Regions from separate parts of the Homo sapiens genome. Here region 2 is linked to region 1. The links are chromatin contacts, found by Hi-C or POLR2A ChIA-PET in ENCODE. All regions are on one chromosome and are shown on one strand. Each heading gives the region's core, a stretch centred on a gene start or an enhancer-like site at or near the end of the contact. The rest is flanking DNA. Distances are from core to core; before and after follow the strand shown.

What was found. Hi-C counts contacts between places; a loop is a spot of excess contacts on that map. ChIA-PET counts read pairs that join two places held with the same protein, here RNA polymerase II (POLR2A). Pooled maps may share reads with other maps.
Region 2: a loop to region 1 is called in a map with no recorded cell type, with 16 times the contacts of the local background. The contact joins two enhancer-like sites. A Hi-C loop is called at or near these places in 2 of 37 single-sample maps with no recorded cell type and 3 of 50 pooled maps. POLR2A ChIA-PET finds 5 or more read pairs at or near these places in 1 of 52 experiments (activated T-cell).

What each region holds. Positions count from the first base shown.
Region 1 is chr11:115,697,455-115,701,865 of GRCh38, reverse strand. The region is part of intron 2 of LINC02698 (long intergenic non-protein coding RNA 2698); the gene reads right to left. Among named protein-coding and RNA genes, the nearest start is that of LINC02698, 40 kb to the right of the region's middle. Within about 2 kb of position 2,022, at least 3 of the 41 ENCODE cell types and tissues checked have a DNase peak (open chromatin) inside an H3K27ac peak, as active enhancers do.
Region 2 is chr11:115,872,539-115,876,949 of GRCh38, reverse strand. The region is part of intron 2 of LINC02698 (long intergenic non-protein coding RNA 2698); the gene reads right to left. Among named protein-coding and RNA genes, the nearest start is that of LINC02703, 45 kb to the left of the region's middle. Within about 2 kb of position 1,954, at least 3 of the 41 ENCODE cell types and tissues checked have a DNase peak (open chromatin) inside an H3K27ac peak, as active enhancers do.

The sequences.
Region 1 (4,411 bases), core at 773-3,272:
TGGAAGAGGGGAATGGGGAATGATTTAGCAGGCAGAGGTCAGCCTGGCTTCCCAGGAATCCCCTTCTATAAGAAGCTGCTGGGTCAGCTCGTCATTAAGCTCTGCCTTGCAGGGAAAGAGGGCTGTTATGCCTGAGAGCGCACCTCTGGGCTTAGGAAGTGCAGGCTGGGCAGGGCACTGAGGAGGCCATATGGCAGCATCCACACCAGCCCCAGCCAAGTGTCCCCTTAACCTCAGGCCTGGCCAGCCCTCTAGCACACTGCCAGATCCAAGTCTGCTAGAGAACTCGGTTGGGCTCAGGCTGCCACCCCCATGCACTCAGGTATTAGGGGAACTGAGTGCCAACCCTGGAGAAACCTGCACCTCTACAACCCCAGGCCAGGATGGAAACACCCAGGGTCGACCACAGCCTGACCCCGGGGATCTGCCCACATAAGGTCTCCAGCTAGTGTTGCAGCCCGAGGTCTACCCTCCCATCCAACGCATCACTGCCACCACATTACCACCGAGGCACTTGCTGGTACAGCTGGTGGGTGAACTCTTTATCACTGCATGTGGTGGGCTCACCCATAGCTGCCTCTTGGTAAACTTGGTGTGGCTGAGGCACAGCCCTTAGTCACTGAGGACTTACTTCTGCCCAAAGTCTCCTTCGACCACCCCAGTCCTCCCCACCCACTGGAGCCAGGAATTCCCTCTCTGAAGGGCCAAGTGAGACTCAAAGGAGAAGTCAGTTCCCAAGCCACCTAGCCAATAGCAGGGTTGGAACTTGCCATCAGAGCCTCAGCCACAGAGAAAGGAAGCTGCCAAGAAGCTGGACCCCAGTGGGCAACGGAGCCTCGTAGCTGCCCCCAGCTGTGCGGCACCCCAAACCCCCATGCAGCCCTGCAACAATGCCTGAACTAATTCTATCCCATTCTCCTTTAAAAAAGAAAACCCTGGAAATAATTACTTCAGTCAGACATTATTTACTTAAGTAATTCTTTACTCAAACGTCTTTAGGCTTTATTTTACTAATACTACATAATTACGTAATTGTGTAATTAGGAAGAAATTAAATGACAAATGTTTGCTGAGAACAAATTGAAAAAAATAGATCCTTTATTTCCCTGAGTGTTCTCAGTTCAGTACATGACATCTTCTTCCCCCTCCTCCCGTTCTTCCCTCTGGTCTCCCCACCCTCTGAGGTCTCCCCACAGGGGGCATCTCGAGGGCTGACTCCCTGGACAAGTAACAGCAGGTGTGGCATCTTGAGCCTGAGGTAGATCTGAAATGTCTGTCAGCTAACCTGTGTGTCTCTCTATACTGCCTGACCTCCTCCTAGGTTGGGCACTGGAGTCAAGCTTTCTCTGGTTTGCTCTTTCTGTCTCTAAGAAGCCTGGGAGACCCATGAACTCCAACCCACAGCCATCCTAGGAAAGTGAGTACAGCAGCTAGCTAGCCCTAAGGACTATCTTCCCGTGGGCACTGGCCTATTCAGCATGTTCTGCAGACGTGCTTTCAGAGGCTGCCAGGTCCTCAGGCTGAAAGAAAAGAATGAGGGGTCCACCAGGTTGAAAGGGAGTTCAGTGTGGATCTGCTTCACCAACTTCACAGGAATCCATAGCGTCTGCCCCAAAAATCTACCCAAGAAGGAGGCACAGCATGCACCCCAGGACTAAGCTGCCGATGGAGAGGAACCTGTTCACATAGACCACCACGCCTCCCTCCCTCCTTCCTTTCTCCAACCTCAGAAGCTGTGGAAGCCAGTGGAGCTTCCTGTGGGTAAAAAATTCAATCAATCAACCACCCACCCAACACCCATGGAGCATGTCTTTTGTTCAAGTTCTGAGGGGGACACAAAAGAGCAGGCAGGCCACAGCTATGCTCATTAATACGTCAGCTGCTTGGAACTTGGCATGTAGAGCTGTGTTATTCACAGCAGAAAGTTTCCTAGGCCAGCCTGCCAAAAAAAAAAAAAAAAAAAAAAAATCACTACTAAATGTCCCCGGCATTCAGTACCAGAAAGGAAGAGTACTCTTGGGCACTCAAGACTGCTGAAGCTCACATCCTGTCTCCAACACTTGCAGGCTGTGGGCCTGGATGAGTGACTCCATCTTGCTATGCCTCCATTTTCTTGTCAGTAAAATGCGAACCATGAACATGCTACCAGATTCTTGTGAGGATTAAATGAATCTGTGCAGTGAGACACTCAGAAGAGCACCAAGTGTTCAATAAACAGCAATGATGGTCTTCAACGTGTCACTGCAAAAGCCAAGCCATACAGAATAGAAGGGTGCTGTGGGAAAGCGCCCCTGCCAGGAGGATGGCCAGTGCTGGAGGCTCCTCCCCACCTTCACCAGCCCCAACTGACTGTGACTTCGGAGCTCAGGGTAGGGCTGGCAGACGAAGAGTCTGGGAAAGACAAGAAAAGCAAAGGGACACCATGCCCAGGGGAAGGGGCATGGAGCCATGGGAGAGGGACTTCCTGAGACTGAACTGCCCAGAGAAACTTCTACTAGGGGCTTTTCACTTCGGGGGCCAATTGTAGAAAAGAACACAGTGTCCCCAGTCTGACAAACTTGAAAATACTTTCTGAAAAGGGAACGAGTATACACTGTTGGTGGGGATGCAAATTAGCTCAGCCCCTGTGGAAAGCAGTTTGGAGATCTCTCAAAGAACTAAAAATAGAATTACCATTTCACCTAGCAAGCGAACTGGGTCTATAACCAAAGGAATAGAAATTACTGGGTATATACCCAAATAAATAGGAATCGTTCTGCCAAAAAGACACCTGCGCTTGTATATTCATGGCAGCACATTCACAATAGGAAAGATGTGGAATCAACCCAGTTGCCCGTTAACAATGGATTGGATAAAGAAAATGTGGTACATCTACACCATGGAATACTACACAGCTATTAAAAAGAAGGAAATTAGATCCTTTGCAGCAACATGGATGCAGCTGGAGGTCACTCTCCGAAGTGAATTAACATAGAAACAGAAAACCAGATACCACATGTTCTCTCTTGTAACTGGGAGCTAAACATTGTGTACACATGAATACAAAGAAGGGAAAAATAAACATTGAGGATTCCAAAACAGGGGAGAGGTGGAGGGGAGTAAGGGTTGAAAAACTACCTTTTGGGTACTGTGTTCACTATTTGGGTGATGGGATCATTAGAAGCTTAAACCTGAGCACCATGCAATATACCCATGTAACAAACCTGCACATGTACCTCCTGAATCTGACATTTAACAATAAATACATTCTAAGAAAAAAGGAAAATACTTTCCGAGGTTAACTTTTCTTTTTTTCTGCACACCATGGAGAAACAAATAAGATATTAAAGCGACTACTTCCTCTGATGTCACTTTTCATTAGTTTCATAATGAAACTACAAAACAAAGAAACACACAAACCACAGACAAGTGCGAATGGTGGGTCTTGGGTATCCACTGAGGTGAAGCACTTCCCACTGAGGTGAAGGACCCAGGCTTCTGGCCATCTCAGGCTAGAGACAGGGCCTAGAGGAGGGGGTGAGGGCCACGATGGATACAGGCTGGGCACTCTGAGCCCTTTTGACAAGCAGGAGAAATGATGGGTCAAGGAATTTGACCTCCCTGCTCCCCAGTCCTCTCCATAGGAGAGAAAGCATGCACTTCGGAATTTGAATCCCGGCTTAACAAGCTTGGTATCTGACTGACCTTAGGCAAGCTGTTGGGCCTCAGTTTCCTCATTTATAAATCAGGTCTTATAAAATGATTAAATGATCTTTCACAAGACTGTTAAAAGGATTACATGGAATACTGCATTATAAAACACTTAGCTCAGGGCCCTGGCATATATTAAGAATGTAATAGATGGTAATTCATTTATTCATTATTATTATCATGATTATTTCATGGATCCACCACCAGTCCTGCTGCCATAGATCAGATCTTAGGGGGTGTCAAGTTTGGGAGCCTAGGGAAGGGGTGGGGTTTCAGGCCACTGCAAGCGACAATGAGGTCTATAGAAGTGAGGGGAGGGGAGACCAGGGAGAGAGCAGATGAAAGAAAATTTGAAGCAGCTGCAGAGGATAGGGCAGGTCCAAGCCCCATGTGTAGTCCCTGGCTAACCAGCCTGGGCCGCTGTCCCCATGCACTGCCCAGATGGAAGAGACAGTTGACTGGCTAACTGAGAGATCTCTGCCTGAGACAAACCCACCCACGAGGGAGAAATTCCAGCCACCTTCTTTCCAGCATCCTCCACAAAGTTTCTTATTTCCACAAGCCCCTTTGAGGTCTTTAACTTATAATCTAAGGGGGTAAAATTTGCTCATATTCTTTCAGAGGCTAGCCTCAGAGAACTGCATTTTTAAGATTTGCTGTCATAGGCCAGGCACGGTGGCTTACGCCTGTTATCCCAGCACTTTGGGAGGCCAAGGCAGGC
Region 2 (4,411 bases), core at 705-3,204, 180 kb before region 1:
AATGTGGCACATATACACCATGGAATACTATGCAGCCATAAAAAATGATGAGTTCATGTCCTTTGTAGGGACATGGATGAAGCTGGAAACCATCATTCTCAGCAAACTATCACAAGGACAAAAAACCAAACACCGCATGTTCTCACTCATAGGTGGGAATTGAACAATGAGAACACATGGACACAGGAAGGGGAACATAACACACCGGGGACTGTTGTGGGGTGGGGTGAGTGGGGAGGGATAGCACTGGGAGATATACCTAATGCTAAATGATGAGTTGATGGGTGCAGCACACCAACATGGCACATGTATACATATGCAACAAATCTGCACGTTGTGCACATGTACCCTAAAACTTAAGGTGTAATAATAATAAAAAAAGAGTGTAATTCAAAATATTAAGAGAATATAGAAAACTAATATGATACTCTTGATCGAAGCATGGAAAGCAATTAATAAAACCCAACACCTACTCATGGTAAAAGCTCTAAGTGATATAGAAATGAAAATTATTTTATAAGAAAAAGTTAAAAAGAAACAGCCAACAACAGTCTTAATGAGAAATATTAAAGCTTTTCCTTCAAAGATGAAAACAAGACAAGGATGGACTTCTGTTAGAAAAACATGTACTGGAGCTTCTAGCCAGCACATTAGAGAACAAATAAAAATAAAAATTGTAAAGGGATAGTGAACACTGTCAATATTTACAGATAATATTATATTAAACATAGAAAATCCAAAAGAATATATGATAAATAATCATAATTTAAAAAATTATTGAGAAAGGTTGTTGAAAACAAGGTCAATATGTAAAAACCAAATATAAGTGTATAATACTAGCAAAGAGCTGGAAAATAGATTATTCTTTAGATATTATAACCTAGTCATAATAGCATCAGAAAATATAAAATAGTAATAAATCTGATAAAAGGTATGAAAGACTTCTACACATACATACACCCCCAAAAAACCCTATAAAACATTATTGGAAAAATTAAAAGATCTAAATTCATAAGCATTAAAAACTAAATACTGTGAAAACATCAATTATATCCAAACTGAGCTATATATTCACTTTAATATCAATCAAAATGTCAATAGTTTTTCTTTATTCCTTTTTTCTTTGTGAAATTGAAAATGTATTATTTTAAAATGTACATAAAAGCACAAATGGCCAAGAAGCTAAGACATTCCTTAAAGAAGAACAAAAAGGTAGAAGGATATACCACTAAACTATAATAATTAAGATAGTGTGACATTAGTACAATGATAGTTAAATAGACCAATGAGGTGGAAGAGAGTTTAGAAAATACCATACATGTATGGACATTGGCTTCTGAGACTGTGGAACTGTGGGAATAGGACAATCTTTTCTATAAATAATATTGGAACCCTCGGATACCCATATACAAAAAATAAACTTGACCTTTATACCAGAGCATATACAAAAATTAATTTCAGTTGGTATTCATATCTGAAAGTGAAAGCACTATAAAGATTCTATGTGATAATATAGGATATTATTTCTATGGACTTAGGAGAAAAACAGAAATTATTTAGAAGCACATAAAAGTACTAATCATGAAAGAAAAGGCTGTTAAATTAGACTACACTAAAACTAAGAACTTCAACTTATCAAAAGATACCATGAGTAGAAAAAAAAAACATGTGCTCAGACAGAGAAGTTATTTGCATCCATATAAAGTAAGCAAAGATTCAATCTAAAATATATGAAGAGCTCTTACAAATCAATAAAACACAGACAATTAATTAAAAAGTGGGTGAAAAGGGGACTTCATAAGAAAAGATATTTCAGAGGCCGGTAAACATATGAACGTGATCAACCTTATTAGTAATCAAGGAAATGAAAACTAAAACCACAATGAAACACCACTACACATCTACCAGAGTAACTGAAACTCACAAGATTGGTAATAGCAAGTGTTGGCAAGGTTGCGCAGCCACTGGAGCACTCAGACATTGTTGATGGGACTGTACGTTGGTACAATTACTTGGAAAACAGCTTGGTATTACCTGCTAAACTTAAACTTACATATATTCTATGACCCAGCAGTTTCAATCCCAAGTAAATATCCAGCAGAAATATACACATGTGCACCAAAAGACACGTACAGGCTGGGCAGGGTGGCACACGCCTGTAATCCCAGTAACCTGGGAGGCTGAGGCAGGAGAATTGCTTGAACCCAGGAGGTAGAGGTTGCACTGAGCTGAGATCACACCACTGCACTCCAGCCTAGGCGTGAGACAAAGTGAGACTCCGTCTAAAAAAAAAAAAAAATTGTGCAGGGATGTTGTTCATAGTAACATTATTTATAATAACCCCAAAGTGAAAACAATCCAAATTCTAACAGTGGAATAGACAGATGAATGGGGTATATTTGTACAGTGGTAAAGTATACAGCAATGAAAATAAACTGCTGTATGCAACGATGGGTGACTCTCATGTATATAATAGTGATCAAAATAAGTCAAATACAAAATAATATATAGTATAAGTCTATTTATATAAAGTCCCAAAATAGGCAATATTAATCTATAATCTTAGAAGCCAGAAGAAGAGTAACCTCTGGATAAAAATAAGCCTCCAGAAGTAGAAAGAGAGTAGTGAGGGGGAGGAGGGGACAAGAAGAGAGCATCTTGGATGCTAGAGGTGTTTTATTTCCCAATCTAGGTGACGGCTTCCTAGGTGTCTATTGCATGATAATTTGTGGAACTATGTAGTTTCGTGTTTTGTGTGTATTTCTGTATGAGTGTTATATTTCAATTGAAAAAACGTTTTAAAGAAAAATAAGCATAATGTCCATGATAAACTAGAAATAGTTTAAGCCCTCGGCTGCATAAGTGGATTGAAAAGGAAAGGTCAAAGGAACTTTGTGAAGGGAGGATAAATTAATGAAAACAGGGGTGTACTTCAAATAGCAAATTCACAGTAAATGGAGGTTATTTTTACAAAGTCAACTCTCAACTTCCTTTTTTTCGTTGTCTTCATAAATCATGCAAAGCGGGCTGCCTGCCTTGGCAGTTCCATACTAAAATTGCTCCACATACACATTCATGTGTCCTCCCCTATTTGAAGGTAAACAAGTCTCAGCCAAGACAAAATTGAAAAAGTTTGTAGGGTATTTCTTTTGTCTCCAGTTTCTTTCTGTAGCTTTGGTGTATTTTTTCAAGTTCACTGGGCTTGCAGTCAGAACCTCAGGTACAAGTTCAAACTAAATATCTCTTGTTTCATAGTCACTGGTCCTGGGAATAGTTACTTGACAGCTCTGAGCCTCAGTTTCCTTTTTTGCACAACAGGAAGAATACAAATGCCTGCCTCCCAGAATTGTGAACACTAAGTGACACAAAGCATACACACACACACACACACACACTTCAAACCTCAAGGTGTACACCTGAAAGGGACTGCTCTCCCTCCCCGCCCATCTCCTTGGCAATGCCCATTTCAGGTGTTAACTCTTTTAACCCTCCCCCCTGTATCATAGCAGGGAAGAATCTGATATCAGTAATTTATATTCCAAGGATTGATTGATTATTCTCCAACTGGAGCTCAGCCAGGCATTTGCATTTTATGCCTTTTATTCCTAATTGTGGCATGAAAGTCTTTTTCCCTTGTTAAAAGAATCTGAGACATCAGCAAGAAGGTGGAGAGCTCCAGGGGCAGTGAGGGGAAGCTTGAAATCACATTAGCCAGATTCTGCTGTTCTGAAGGTGAATCTGATTGAGCCCTTTTCAAGTGCCTTTTATTTTGCTGGAGATGGAGTGTAGTCAGAGGGACTGCCCCCGTTAAATGGCCCCTGCTCTGGTAGACTGGGTCAGGGAGAAGGTATGCAGTCATCTGAGGATATTGAAGTCCCAAGCCATGCAGATGATAAAAGAAAGTGAATCCCTCAGCCACTATTTTTAGGACCCAAAGCCTGCCTCACTCCAAGGGAGGGCAGCTACAGTCCTGCCCTCCTACCACCCCTTACACCTCTTCTGGTTTGAATTCAGCTCTATCTTCTCCTCCAATTCTCCTAAACTTCACCTAATCACTGCCACCCCTTCCCTCTGTCCCATGCAACCCCGAGGACTTTCAGCATCATTTTATTTCACTTTTAAAGACTGTTCCTACCTTAATCTCTCTCACCCGGTAGCCTAACGTTTATTCCTAGGCCTCGTTTATAAAGTCTACATTTGGTTATAATATTTCAGAAATATGTTTTTGTAATTTTTCTCCTTGGTTAACAAAGATGTTGCTGTCCTGAATATGTTTAAAAGAAAAAGGAAGTTGAAACAATACAGGAAACTCAAGAGGAACTGGCAGGATGAATTGGTGCAAATTGCTAAGTACACAAGGATGGCGTAAAGGAGCATATTGTCTGACCAGAAAAACCCGACTAGGTAGAGA